Linked DNA regions of Homo sapiens: region 2 is linked to region 1. The links are chromatin contacts, found by Hi-C or POLR2A ChIA-PET in ENCODE. All regions are on one chromosome and are shown on one strand. Each heading gives the region's core, a stretch centred on a gene start or an enhancer-like site at or near the end of the contact. The rest is flanking DNA. Distances are from core to core; before and after follow the strand shown. Region 1 holds the start of RBM34 (RNA binding motif protein 34). Region 2 overlaps ARID4B (AT-rich interaction domain 4B).

Evidence for each region. Hi-C counts contacts between places; a loop is a spot of excess contacts on that map. ChIA-PET counts read pairs that join two places held with the same protein, here RNA polymerase II (POLR2A). Pooled maps may share reads with other maps.
Region 2: a loop to region 1 is called in a map of CD4-positive, alpha-beta T cell, with 4 times the contacts of the local background. The contact joins the enhancer-like site here to the promoter of RBM34 in region 1. A Hi-C loop is called at or near these places in 5 of 168 maps with a recorded cell type or tissue (CD4-positive, alpha-beta T cell, CD4-positive, alpha-beta memory T cell, CD8-positive, alpha-beta T cell and 2 more) and 10 of 50 pooled maps. POLR2A ChIA-PET finds 5 or more read pairs at or near these places in 21 of 52 experiments (B cell, BJ, CD4-positive, alpha-beta T cell and 17 more).

What each region holds. Positions count from the first base shown.
Region 1 is chr1:235,158,654-235,165,677 of GRCh38, forward strand. RBM34 (RNA binding motif protein 34) reads right to left here and starts at 2,597. Exons shown (of 11, transcript NM_015014.4): 1 at 2,521-2,597; 2 at 2,240-2,414; 3 at 1,858-1,994. The coding sequence starts at 2,573. RefSeq lists enhancers at 960-1,564, 1,851-3,050, 2,752-2,931.
Region 2 is chr1:235,203,995-235,211,018 of GRCh38, forward strand. The region is part of intron 17 of ARID4B (AT-rich interaction domain 4B); the gene reads right to left. Among named protein-coding and RNA genes, the nearest start is that of MIR4753, 17 kb to the left of the region's middle. Within about 2 kb of position 3,402, at least 2 of the 41 ENCODE cell types and tissues checked have a DNase peak (open chromatin) inside an H3K27ac peak, as active enhancers do; they include CD4-positive, alpha-beta T cell and CD8-positive, alpha-beta T cell, where a contact is called at or near this core.

The DNA.
Region 1 (7,024 bases), core at 1,347-3,846:
CAGTGATTAACAGCTCCAGAACTGGTACAAAGGTCTTCAGTTGAAATGAGAAAAGGGAAAAGGAAATAAGGGGCTTGAGGAGAGTGGCAAAGAAGAGAGGAATGAAGACTGTTAGCTAGGTACACGTGATGGGATCACTATTTGCATCTTGATTCAAATACACTGTTAAACAACGTTATGCTGGCCGGGCATGGTGGGTCATGCCTGTAATCCTAGCACTTGGGGAGACGGAGGTAGGAGGATGGTTTGAGCCCAGGAGTTCAGGACTAGCCTGGGCAACATAGCAAGACCCTGTTTCTATTTTTTTACTAAAAAAAAAAAAAAAATGCTGACTGGATCACTTGAGTCCAGCAGTTTGCGACCAGCCTGGGCAACATGGCAAAATCCCGTCTCTACAAAACATACAAAAATTAGCTGGGCATGGTGGGGCATGCCTATAGTCTAAGCAACACAGGAGGCTGAGGTGGGCGGCTGGATTGAGTCTGGGAAGCAAAGATTGCAGTGAGCCGCAATCGCACCACTGCACTCCAACCTGGGTGACAGAGCCAGACCTTGTCTCAAAAAAAAAAAAAAAAAGTTAATGAGGGAAATGAATAAATTTAAGAACACCAAACTCGGCCAGGTGTGATGGCTCACGTATGTAATCCCAGCACCTTGGGAGGCGGAGGCAAGTGGATCATGAGGTCAAGAGTTCGAGACCAGACTGGTCAATATGGTGACACCCCGTCTCTACTAAGAATACAAAAATCAGCTGGGTGTGATGGCGCGCCCATAGTCCCAGCTGCTCAGTAGGCTGAGGCAGAAGAATCACTTGAACCCAGGAGGCGGAGGTTGCAGTGAGTCAAGATTGCGCCACTGCACTCCAGCCTTGGCGACAGAGTGAGACTCCAGCTCAAAAAAAAAAAAAAAAATTTTTTTTTTAAAAAGCAAACCAGGCCAGGTGCAGTGGCTCATGCCTATAATCCCTGCACTTTAGGAGGCTGAGGTGGGTGGATCACCTGAGGTCAGGAGTTCAAGACCAACCTGGCCAACATGATGAAACTCTGTCTCTACTAAAAACACAAAAAATTAACCGGGCATGGTGGCACCTGTAATCTCAGCTCCACGGGAGGCCTGAGGCAGGAAAAATCACTTAAACCCGGGAGGTGGAGGTTGCAGTGAGCTGAGATCAGGCCACTGCACTCCAGTCTGGACAAAAAGAGCAAAACTCCGTCTCAAAAAAAAAAAAAGAAACGCAAACCAAATTCTTTTATATACATGCTGAAATATTTATAGATGAAACATAAATTTTCATTTTGCTTCCAAATAATGAGGTGGTAGCTGGGCGAGGTGGCTCACACCTGTAATCTCAACACTTTCGGAGGCCGAGGTGGGCAGATCGCTTGAGGTCAGGAGTTCCAGACCTGCCTGGCCAACATGGTGAAACCCTGTCTCCACTAAAAATACAAAAATTAGCTGGGCATGGTGACGCAGGCCTGTAGTCCCACCTACTCAGGGCCGAGGCAGGAGAATCGCTTGAACCTGGGAAGCGGAGGTTGCAGTGAGCTGAGATCACTGCACTCTACTGCAGCCTGGGCGTGGCATCAAGACTCCATCTCAAAACAAACAAAAACAAATAATGAGGGGGTATATGAGTGGGGTAAAAATACAAAAAGGTTAGCCAAATATTAGTAATTGCTGATGCTGAGTACACGGGGTTTCTTAGCCTTTTCAACTTTTCTATATGTACTGGATTTTCCATAATAAAAGTTTTGAAAGAAAGTAGAAATATGAAATAAAACTGACGAATATTCCAAGTATAGGAATGTTAATTTACCATCTAATTTCTTTAACATCAAATAAGAGAATTTTACCAACCTGTCTGCCAACTTTTTTTCTGCGTTAGTGTGTTTCTTCTTCGCTTTCACTTTTTTGGCAGGTTCTTGCGAAAGTGGTCTTTCAATCTGGGATGTACTTTCTTCCTCCTCATTCCGTTTCGTTTTTTTGATGGTTTGCTTTTTAAAAGTTTGAAGTTATATTTGAGACCCCATACTTCTAGAATTCTGACCCTAAGCCATAATTCAGTCTTTCTAAATGAGAATCTCTTCTCTCTCACTGGTATGTAAGAGTCATGAAAGGTTACTTAAAATGAATCCTGTCTGCCCCCTTTAGAAATCACGCTTCACGCGGTAGGTAAGAAGATTGCTTTGTATGTAAGTGGTTCTAACGAGCTATTCGGGAAGAAAGCCCAGTGACTTACTTTAGGCACAGGCACGTACACGGGTTGAATCTGGGGCTCCAGAGAACTGAAGAGGGACGCCAGCCGACCGGTGCCACCTCTGGAATGGTGTTCGCCGCGAAATAAGCTACTGGCGACCTGTCCAAGCCTGTAGTCTTCCGGCGGACTCCCGCGAACGCCGTCGTCAGGATTCTCTCTAGAAATGGACGACAGAAACTCAGCCACGCCACGCACCACCGCTTCGCCAGCACGAGGGAACGTACAACATCCCTCCCCAGGTACTCGTGCCGCGCGCCACTCACCCCTCCTGGACACTTCTCTTTCTCTTCCGTTTGCTCATCCCTTCCAAGGCCATTCTTACTCCAAAGACTCCCAGACTGCAGCTGCGCGCCAGCTCGCACTTCCGGGTTCCGGGCACTTCCGCTCTCTGGCCACGCCCCCTCCCCTCCGGCAGTCGGCCGCCGGGCGGCGGCGAAGGGAGGCGCTGGGTGAGGGAGCAGGTTTGTCGCCGTCGGTTGGTGGTCCTCGCCGTTTCAGAAAAGCCTCATTTTGGGAGTGAAGGACGTCTTCTGGGAGTGGTTGAAGCCTGCAGTGTGAAGAATCAGCCAGGCTAGGAGCGGGGTGTCCACCCAAGCCGAGAGAGAAACACGTAGAATACTGACTTGTTGAAAAGGAGGGAGGGAGGTTTGGCAAGAAATGCGGTTAGGGGTGAACGCAGTGGGGTGTTTACAATTTGCTAATCGCTGTGAAGAGTACAAAGGAATTCTTTGTACTCTTCTTGCAACTTGTCTGAAACATGACATTATTCCAAAATAAAAACCACAACTCTAACGAGTCACGTCAACATACAATTCGAAAGATTGTAATGCGGACCTGCTATTCTACCTGGAAAAGTAGATACTTGGCATTCAAAACGCTTCAAGGTGTTCTCAGCCCGTCTTCCCAGACTCATCTCCCTCCAGCCCCTGACATTCTAGCCTGCTTTCTCCACTGCCTCTACAGTTGTTATTCCTGTCCCCTCTGTTGTAATTGCCCTCCTCTTTCCCCTTCTGCAAAATAATGTCCATCCTTCAAGGCCTACCTCAGATACTGTCTAACTTAGTATTTCTTTGCAGCCAGGTGCGGTGGCTCGCCTGTAATCCTAACACATTTGGAGGCCGAAGTGGGAGGATTGCGTGAGGACTAGGAGTTTGAACCAGCCTGGTCGATCTAGCGAGACTTATTCTCTACAGAAAAGAAATTAGACGGGCACCTTCGCGCTCGGCGCCTGTAGTCCCAGCACTTTGAGAGGCTCGGGCAAGAGGATCCCTTGAGCCCTGGAAGGTCGAGGCTGCAGTAAGCTGTGATCGCATCACTACACTCCAGCCTAAGCGGCAGACCCTGGCTCAAAAAAAAAAAAAAAAAAATTCTTTGCTATTTACAATAGGGATATTTTCCCAAGCCCCCATGGTACTTACTATAATCATTTTTGGTCTGCTTTAGTGTTAGTTACAGTCTCTTTAGATGTAAAGGCAAGACAGTAAGGATTATGTTTTATTCATCATGTATGCTGTGTCTCTATTAGCTGTACATAGTGAATATTTGTTAAATTGACTCTCAGGGTAATAAAAGATTACTAGTTAAATCATCCAATAGTTTGAGTGGCAAAATAGGATTTGACTTTGTTCTTATTTTCTTTCAGACAAGGTGTTGCTCTGTCACCCAGACTGGAGTGTAGTGGTGAGATCACGGCGCACTGCAGCCTTGACTTCCTGGGCTCAAGCCATCCTCCCACCACGGAGTAGCTGGAACTGCAAGCAGCAGCACCATGCCCAGCTAATTTTTTTTTTTTTTTTGGAGACAGAGTCTCGCTCTGTCGCCCAGGCTGGACTGCAGTGGCGCGATCTCAGCTCACTGCAACCTCCGCCTCCCGGGTTCAAGTGAGTCTCCTGCCTCAGCCTCCCAAGTAGCTGGGATTACAGGTGCATGCCACCATGCCCAGCTAATTTTTGTATTTTTTTAGTAGAGACCGGGTTTCACCATGTTAGCCAGGCTGGTCTCGAACCCCTGACCTTGTGATCCGCCCACCTCAGCCTCCCAAAGTGCTGGGAGTACAGGTGTGAGCCACCGCGCCTGGCCTTTTTTTTTTTTTTTTTTTTTAAATAGAGATTGGGGTTTCACTGTGTTTCCCAGGCCGGTCTTGAACTCCTGAGCTTGAGCAGTCCTCCTGCCTTGGCCTCCCAAAGGGTTGGAATTACAGGCGTGAGCCACTGCATCCAGCCAGGATTTGACTTTGAGTCTTTTGGGGACAGCCTAAGCTTTTTGAAAGCTACTCAACCAAGTTGACTGGGAATATATGTGACTTTTACTTCCCCCTTCAGAGAAATTTATGAAAAAAATCCACAATATTCAACTGCTCGGCCCTGGGTTTTGATTACTGGGCCCCTTATTTTGGTTTCCCATAATCTTGATCTTCTGGTATTTCACAAAGATGAAGAAAGCTTATCCATACATGCATGCGATACAACTCAAAAATCTGTTCTATCCAGTCCAGTGAAGAAATTATATTCTATATTTCTAGAATTATAGAATTCTATTCTGTGTATTTTTTGAGACGGAGTTTCACTCTTGTTGCCCAGGCTGGAGTGCAGTGGCACGATCTTGGCTCATTGCAACCTCCGCCTCCCAGGTTCAAGCGATTCTCCTGCCTCAGCCTCCCGAGTAGTTGGGATTACAGGCATGCACCACCATGCCTGGCTAATTTTATATTTTTAATAGAGACAGGGTTTCTCCATGTTGGTCGGGCTGGTCTCGAACTCCTGACCTCAGGTGATCCGCTCGCCTTGACCTCCCAACGTGCTGGGATTACAGGTATGACCCACTGTGCCCAGCTAGGTAGCAGATACTTATAGAAGAAAACAGACTGCGAAAGCAGCTGTGGTTGCAGATAGTTTTAAAATTATCTTCATTGCTGTTCAGTGCTGTTTTTAACCATTTAGAGATCACTTACTGCTTTGAGAGTTTTTTAAAATATGAGGACATGGTGGGACAAGGTGGCTCACGCCTATAATCCCAGCACTTTGGGAGACCAAGACGGAAGGAATGCAAGCCCAGGAGTTTCAGATCAGCGACTGCGCCATTTGCACTCCAGCCTGGGCAACAAGAGCGAAACTCCGTCTCAAAAAAACAAAAGGAGGCCGGGTGCGGTGGCTTACGCCTGTAATCCCAGCGCTTTGGGAGGCCGAGGTGGGTGGATCATCTGAGGTCAGAAGTTTGAGATCAGCCTGGCCAACATGGTGAAACCCCATCTCTACTAAAAATACAAAAATTAGCTAGGCATGGTGGCGGGCGCCTGTAATCCCAGCTAGTCGGGAGGCTGATGCAGGAGAACCACTTGAACCCGGGAGGCAGAGGTTGCAGTGAGCCAAGATGGCGCCATTATACTCCAGCCTGGGCGACAGAGCGAGATTCTGTCTAAAACAAAACAAAACAAACAAAAAAAAGAAATTAACAAGACCCCACTCTAAAGTTTTTTCAGTAGGAAAAAAAACGTTTTGGAGAACACCGTTAAGAAACGTATCATCTTGGGTGGGCGCGGTGGCTCATGCCTGTAATCCCAACACTTTGTGAGGTCAAGGCGGGCAGATTACGAGGTCAGGAGATCGAGACCATCCTGACTAACACGGTGAAACACCCCTCTCTACTAAAAATACAAAAAATTAGCTGGGTGCAGTGGCACGTGCCTGTAGTCCCAGCTACTCGGGAGGCTGAAGTAGGAGGATCACTTGAACCTGGGAGGCAGAAGTTGCAGTGAGCCAAGATTGCACCACTGCACTCCAGCCTGGGGCAACAGAGTGAGACTCCGTCTCAAAAAAAGAAAAAAAAGAAAAGAAAAACATACCATCTTAATATGTCAATTGTAAACTAACTTAGTAAAGTCTAGTTTAGGTGACCAGAAGTAGACATAGGTCAATTCTACTAATTCAATAAAATCCTCAAACCCTCTTAAGAAGGTAGGACGTAGAACAAGAAGGCAGGCGAGACAGAGAGGCACAAAGTCATAAATCTCGACTCCACCAAAATTTGGAATAATTCCCCTATTCAGCACTGTTTCTATAACATACTCAGTATGTGATATTAAGAGCTCCTCAAAAAACAGGGTTTCATGATTAGGTGGGATTGAAAACAGTAGGGTAAAGGAAGTTATTAGGCAGGTATCTCTTCACAGGCCTTCTCAAAGTTTTTAATATGCAAACACTGTGATTCTCTAAGAATGTGCTATACATAGATTTTCCAAAATATATTTGGTTATAAATTCCCAGAGCATTTCCAGGGACCAGTATTCTAGGAATTCATTTTGGGAAGCACCGTTCCACAGATTTAAAATATCATCCCTTAAACTAATTTTTGTGAAAATAAAGGGCCACCACAAAGATGCTTTAAAAAATATGTATTTAAGCTTTCTAGGCCTTAAAAAAGTTGATTTCCTTTCTCGTTTTTGTTTTTGTTTTTGTTTTTTTTTGAGACGGAGTTTCAATCTTGTTTCCCAGGCTGGAGTGCAATCTTGGCTCACTGCAACCTCCGCCTCCCAGGTTCAAGCGATTCTCCTGCCTCAGCCTCCCTAGTAGCTGGGATTACAGGCATGCGCCACCATGACCGGCTAATTTTGCATTTTTAGTAGAGACAGGGTTTCACCATGTTGGTCAGGCTGGTTTCGAACTCCTGACCTCAGGTGATCCACCCACCTCAACCTCCCAAAGTGCTGGGATTACAGGCATTAAGCCACCACGCCCGGCCTCTCTCTGTATTAAAGAAAGGTTTTCTTTT
Region 2 (7,024 bases), core at 2,152-4,651, 46 kb after region 1:
AATAAAATGAAACAAAAAAGTAGTATATTATTCAAAAATAAAATTCCTGCCGGGTGCAGTGGCTCACATCTGTAAGACTAACATTTTGGGAGGCCAAGGCAGGCGGATCATGACGTCAGGATTTCAAGACCAGCCTGGCCAGCATGGTGAAACCTCATCTCTCCTAAAAATACAAAAATTAGCCGGGCATGGTGGCACACGCCTGTAGTCCCAGCTACTCGGGAGGCTGAGGCAGGAGAATTGCTTGAACCCAGAAGGCGGAGGTTGCAGTGAGCCAAGATCATGCCACTGCACTCTAGCCTGGGTGACGGAGCGAAACTCCGCTTCAAAATAAAATAAAATAAAATGAAATTCCTAAGTATGATATAAACATTTCATATTTCTACTTCATATAACACTTAAATCTACATCAGAGAGACAGCGATGGTATTCCTCACACTTAAGAATATAACAGCAGAATGACAGAACCATAAATATTATAGCATAGTCATATTTAAGAGTTGACATAAACAGCTCAACGGAATGGTATAGTAATTATATCAATAGGTTTTCCTAAGCAATGTAACGCTATAAAATGAAACGGAAGTATAGGTCTTTAGGCAGAGGTAATATGTAATAATAAGAACACTAATACAGCATTTTACCAAAGCGTACAAAGACAACTGCAAATGGTTAACTGTGCCATTAATTGCATATTGTAATGCAGATGCTAAGTTTTTTAAATTCCCCAAAAGTGTACTTTGTTAATATTTGATAAATGTATGGAATTAGTTATTTGTGCGTACTTAGACAAAAATATCAATGTACCTGCCAATCTACGAAACTACTGAATGAAACAGGTCCAAGTTTAGTAAACATTCTAAGATGAATACACAAAGAAAAATTAAAGCCCATTTGAGTACAACACATAACTGAATTATCATCTTTTTTTCATGAAGGAAATGTTTATGTTCATTTGTACTCAAAATCTATGGTTAACTCAAAAGCCACTCTCTTTTAATACAAACTTACAGATAATGGAAACCACTGTCAAATGGTCATTTTATAGGCCTCTGACTTCTGTACTATAGAAACAACGCAGACAACTTCCCAGGGTACCTTGCTTTCTATCATTACCAGGACAATTATTTCAAAGAAAATGAGTAGAACAACTTTGTACTCTATTTCAATATTCCTAAATCCAATGGCATACACAACTCAAGTACAGCAGGGATCAGATTACATGGAAATAAGAAAGAAAAAAAATGAAGGACACAAAACATTTTAGAGCAGGAAAGAACAAAGAAATTAAGCTGAAAAGTGACTTAAAAATTTTTTAAGGACAAAAGGAGACTAAGAATAGCTAAAAAGTAACAGAAAATTAATATTTCCAATCAAATTCATTCCAGTCTCTCAGTCTCGACTCCATTTTGTTTGCTAAGAGATGAGCTCTTTATGTAACCCAAAGAGGTCACATATATCATATACAAATATGAACTCAGATTAGAACAACAATGTAAACATTACAGCTAAAACTATAAAGTTCTTAGAAGAAAACATAAAGGAAAATTTTCAGAACACTGGATTTGGCAATGTTTCTTTGGAAATAACATCAAAAGCAGAGGCAACAAAAGAAACATTTGCAATCATGTATCTGATAAGGGAATAACATCTAGAATATATGAAGAACTATAATTCAACAACAACAAAACAACTGACCAATTCAAAAATGGCAAAAACTTGAAGGGACGTTCCTCTAAAGAAGATATACAAATGGCTAATAAGTACATGAAAAAATGTTCAACTCTACATTTCAAGTACATGAAAAAATGTTGCATTAGGAAAATGCAAATCAAAAAAGCACAATGAGATAAACAGAGAATAACAAGTGTTGACAAGGCTGCAGAGAACCTGGAACCCTAACACATTGCTGGTGAGAATGTAAAACGGTGTCGTCTCTGTGGAAAAGTTTGACAGTTCCTTAGAATGTGAAACACAGAGTTATATATAAATGAGGTGAGAAGCAGCTCCAGTGAGAGGGTCAAGCCATATCTGTCCCAATCCCCTATTATAGGTATCACTTTAAAAAACCAGTGGCTTTTATTTGGATTTTACCTTCTGCTCTACTTCCATTTTGTTGTCAGGAGGTCCAATTTAGTTCAACATTCATTTAGTACTTATCATATGCCAAATGAATACTTTTCTAGATGTGGTAAGGGATATTAGGAGAATAGATATGAAACAGAAATTTTTTTCATATTTTAAAATTAAGTTCACTTTTGTAATAATACATAACGTAGTCCTAATGTAGAAAGCTTGAACGATGAAGAAAAAAAGAAAAGGAGGGGGAGGAGAGTTGAAGGGAAAGAATTTACCCAGAGTCCTAGGTGAAAGTTATATTCCAGATCAAATTCCTTTGGCTCGGAAAAATAATTTAGAAAAATTCAATATCAGAATTGTGACTCAAGTTAGGATTGGAAAAATAGGAACAGAAACCAAAAAAATGTTAAATGGATATCAGAAAGAAATAGGGGAAAAATTAGAAGGGAGAAAACACATAAAGATGAGGAAGACAGAAAAGATAATTGAGGAGTGGTTTCTTAATTTTGAGAAAGGAAGAAAAGGAAAATAAACAAGAAAAATGGTTGTAGCTGGAGCAGCTGGAGCCCAAGCAAAGCATATCACGGAAGGAGTGATCAACTGACTGTAAAGCCACTGATAAGGTACGTAAGAGGGCAAGAAAAGCAGGAGGAATTTATCTACAAAGGGTCACTAGTGTTCCTGGTAAGCACAGTTGTGGAGACACAGTGAACAAAAGGCTGATGAGAGTGGATTTACACAGAAAAAGGAGAGAAACTGAGTAACAAGTGTAGGTAACTTTCAAACAGTTCTGCTGAATGAAAATGGAGCGAAGAAATGTCACAGTAGAAGTCAGGCTCCAGAAAAGATTTTCCTTGAGATGTGACAAATAACCACAGATCTGTAAGTAGTGGGAATGACTCAGAACAGAGCAAGAAAATGGGCCATGTCTTTGATCAGTCAAGAAGGGATGCTTATGAAGACTGGCTTCAGACAGTAGCATGACTGTATATCTATGGCTAAAGATGAAAACACAGAGAATGTGGCAGCAAACGCAGTTAGGTAGGCAGATCTTATGAAGTGTGTAGAAATGTTTTTCTTGTTTCTATCTCTCAGTAGGTACAAAGCAAGGTCACCAGCTGAAAATGAGGATAGGGAAGAGATGTTGGGGATGTGAAGACATAAGCAGCAGTATGAAATAGTCTTCTAAGAAAGTAGGAAAGTGAATGGAAGAAGGACATAGAGAATTAAGGACCCACTTGAGGTTCACAGTAATGAATTTAAAATAAGAACAGTCATTGTGGTTGCTTGCTTTACTCCAACCACGATCGGCTGCACAGGTGCAGGCAAGGAGCTGGAGGGTTAGATTTAATCAAGGTTCTTGTGGTTTTGTCAGATGAGTACTATAAAGCAAAAGGAGAGAAAAAGAACAGCTTGAGTCAAAAGAAGTGATTATAATAATAATGCCAGGGAATGTAAGCAATATCAAGGGAAGACTGAGTGCATTAACTGGGGTGAAGAGGTAAGGGGTGGTAGGATCAATACCTTAATAAAGAATTTATTATTATTATGAATTCCTTAATAAGGACCACTTCTTGGTATCTTTGGTGACAAGCACAGTATTTGGCACATAGTGGGTATTCAACTTATGTTTGGAAAATAAAGGAATAAAGTGTGATAAAAAGCAACTGAATGATGGCAAAAAATAGGATTGAGCCTACTCATTTGTGAAAGCCTTTTACCAGGTTTTTTCATCCCCTAACTCATTCCCTCCTAAGAGGATTTAATTTGTTTGGCGAAAATATTTTTTAAATGTAACACATTTTTAATTTCAAATAATATATTTAGCATAATTTAGCTTATTTTCAGTTCTCTGTAACTGTTAACATGCACTAGAACTGTTGTGGCTTATTTAAGAGTTTTACAACTGAAGTTTTACAGTGTCTCTTTTACTTTTGGGTTCCCATTAATGCAGCTGGTGATCTTCAACATACAAAAAATTATTCTCTAACTAAATTTGCAACTCTTTGATTACAGAAAGCCAAGTTGGAAATGAGCGAGAAAATTCAATCAGTATTGATACACTATTACAAAATATTGATGTATTTTAAATTCCATGCCAATTAGTCTAGATAGTTTCACTCAGTTGTTACTAAACAAAGAAATCCAACACACTCAACTAGTTTACGGCATGTTAATTTCAATGTGTACCCTTACTTTCAAAAATCAATCCCATATTTACGACACGACTTAGAAACTTGAGAGTGAAAGGGATCAATTAGATAATTATGCTAAGATTCTCTATAAAATATTAACATCACTAAGAAAAGTTAAATAGAGAGCCTACTATTAAAAACTACTTAAGCAGAACTAAATTTTTTTTAAATGTAGGGAGACATTTTAAAAGACTAAAAGAGAACACACTATAATATTAGTAATTTTATTATTATTTTTTTTCTATTTTTTTGAGATGGAGTTTCGCTCTTGTTGCCCAGGCTGGAGTGCAATGGCGCAATCTCGGCTCACCGCAACCTCCGTCTCCCAGGTTCGAGCGATTCTCCTGCCTCACCCTACCTAGTAGCTGGGATTATAGGCATGTGCCTCCATGCCTGGCTAATTTTGTGTTTTTTTTTAGTAGAGATGGGGTTTCTTCATGTTGGTCAGGCTGGTCTCGAACTGGTCTCGAACTCCCAACCTCAGGTGATCCGCCCACCTCGGCCTCCCAAAGTGCTGGGATTACAGGCGTGAGCCACCGTGCCCGGCCGGCCAGCAATAATTTTATCTTTCTACTTTTATGTATTTTTCTAAATTGTTATTTTTAGAAGAGTTTAAAAAATAATTTATGAGCATACTCCAAACATGCCTAGTGCTTGGTGACATAGTAAGTAATATAGTGCTAGACAATAGTTTTAGATACTGTCACTGCATCAGAAAAATTCTGTAAGAGTATTATAATATTTGTGGTTAAAGAGTTCAAGCCCTTTCCAGTAAATGTGGTGTGAACATGTTAAAATATGACTTTTTTTCATCACAACAGTAGAAAACAAACTTGCCCAAATGTTAACCTTTGTATAACAAAAATCAACATTTTCAGCTGTGAAATAGGGACATACATGAAAATTATATTAAAGATTTATACAGGTCGGGCGCAGTGGCTCACGCCTATAATCCCACCACTTACGGGGGCAGAGGTGGATCACCTGAGGTCAGGCGTTTGAGACCAGTCTGGTCAACATGGTGAAACCCCATCTCTACTAAAAATACAAAAATTTGCTGGGCATGGTGGCATGTGCCTACAATCCCAGCTACTTGGGAGGCTGAGACAGGGGAATCTTTTGAACCTGGGAGGCGGAGGTGACAGTGAGATGATATCACGGCGCTGCACTCCAGCCTAGACAACAAGAGCAAAACCTCATCTCAAAAACAAACAACAAACAAACAAACAGCATTTTAGTTAGAAAAAAAAGAAAAATGTAAAAATTAACAAGAAAATTGATTTTTTTGTTTTTTGTTTTGTTTTTTTTTTTTTGAGATGGAGTCTTGCTCTGTCACCCAGGCTGGAGTGCAATGGTGTGATCTTGGTTCACTGCAACCTCTGTGCCCCTGGATCAAGTCATTCTCATGCCTCAGCCTCCCAAGTAGATCGGATTACAGGCACCTGCCACCATGTCTGGCTAATTTTTGTATTTTTAGTAGAGATGAGGTTTCGCCATGTTGGCCAGGCTGGTTTCGAACTCCTGACCTCAGGTGATCTGCCCGCCTCGGCCTCCCAAAGTGCTGGGATTATGGGCATGAGCTACCCGTGCCTGGCCTAAAAACAGTATTTTTAAACAAAAAGACAGACACTCTTACATTATTTGAGAAAATCTCTTTACCGGAAAAACATGTTTCATGGCCAGGAGCATTGGTTCATGTCTATAATCCCAGCACTTTTGGAAGCCAAGGCAGGAGGACTGCTTGAGCCCAGGAGTTTGAAACCAGCTTGGGCAACATAGTGAGACCCCATCTCTACAAAAGATAAAAAATTAGCCAGGTGTGGTGATGCACACCTAGAGTCCCACCTATTCCAGAGGCTGAGGTGGGAGGATCACTCGAGCCCAAGAAGTCGAGGCTGGAGAGCCATGATTGCACCACTGCACTCCAGCCTGGGTGACAGAACAAGGTCCTGTCTGTCTCTCTCTTTTTTTTTAATCTGAAATACTTGTTTCAGATTAAAAAAACCATGGAAATAGGTCCACACAAATCTCCCAAACTGCTTGTCATGAATGACTACCACTGAAGATAAAACTATTTTCATGAACCTCCACGCATAAATCTTCATTTCCAATTTCACATCTGTTAAGTATAAATTTAGAGATCAAGCTGAAGACCCTAAAAATAAAAGAAAAATTGTCATACAGCTGATGAGGATTTGTTGCAGTCCTTATTAAATTAGCTTCAGAACTGGAGGAGCCGCAAAAATAAAAATTATTGCTTATTTATCAATAAGACAGACTGATTATTGCAGAAAGAAATAAAATAGTTATGTTAACTCTAAGAAGATTAACTGCTTAATCTACTGAAGTACATTTGTTTTCTCCATGATGTTGGAGTGTATAGAGATCCATCCTACAGGTCTTCATCAAGATGTTAAGTTTTCTTCTTTTGAAAGTTCATAGCATACAAGCACTTGAGTTCTCAGAAATAGATGGCAACGTTCACAGTAACACAAGCATGTCTTGTTGAACTAGGTCGCATTTTCCTCCCTATATTATTAAAAACTTGAATGCCTCAATTTAAATTCTTTCCTTTCCCTTCCTGCTATTTAAAAACTAAATTACTAGAGATTCTTTCTACCATCTAAAATCAAAATACTCCTGGAATTCTCTTTCTTTTAGTCAATCTTTTCTTAACAAAACAAAGCTATATCTTAATTGTAAAACAGTTTCATGAATGACTCAGTTCTTATATCTACTAAGCCTTTTTT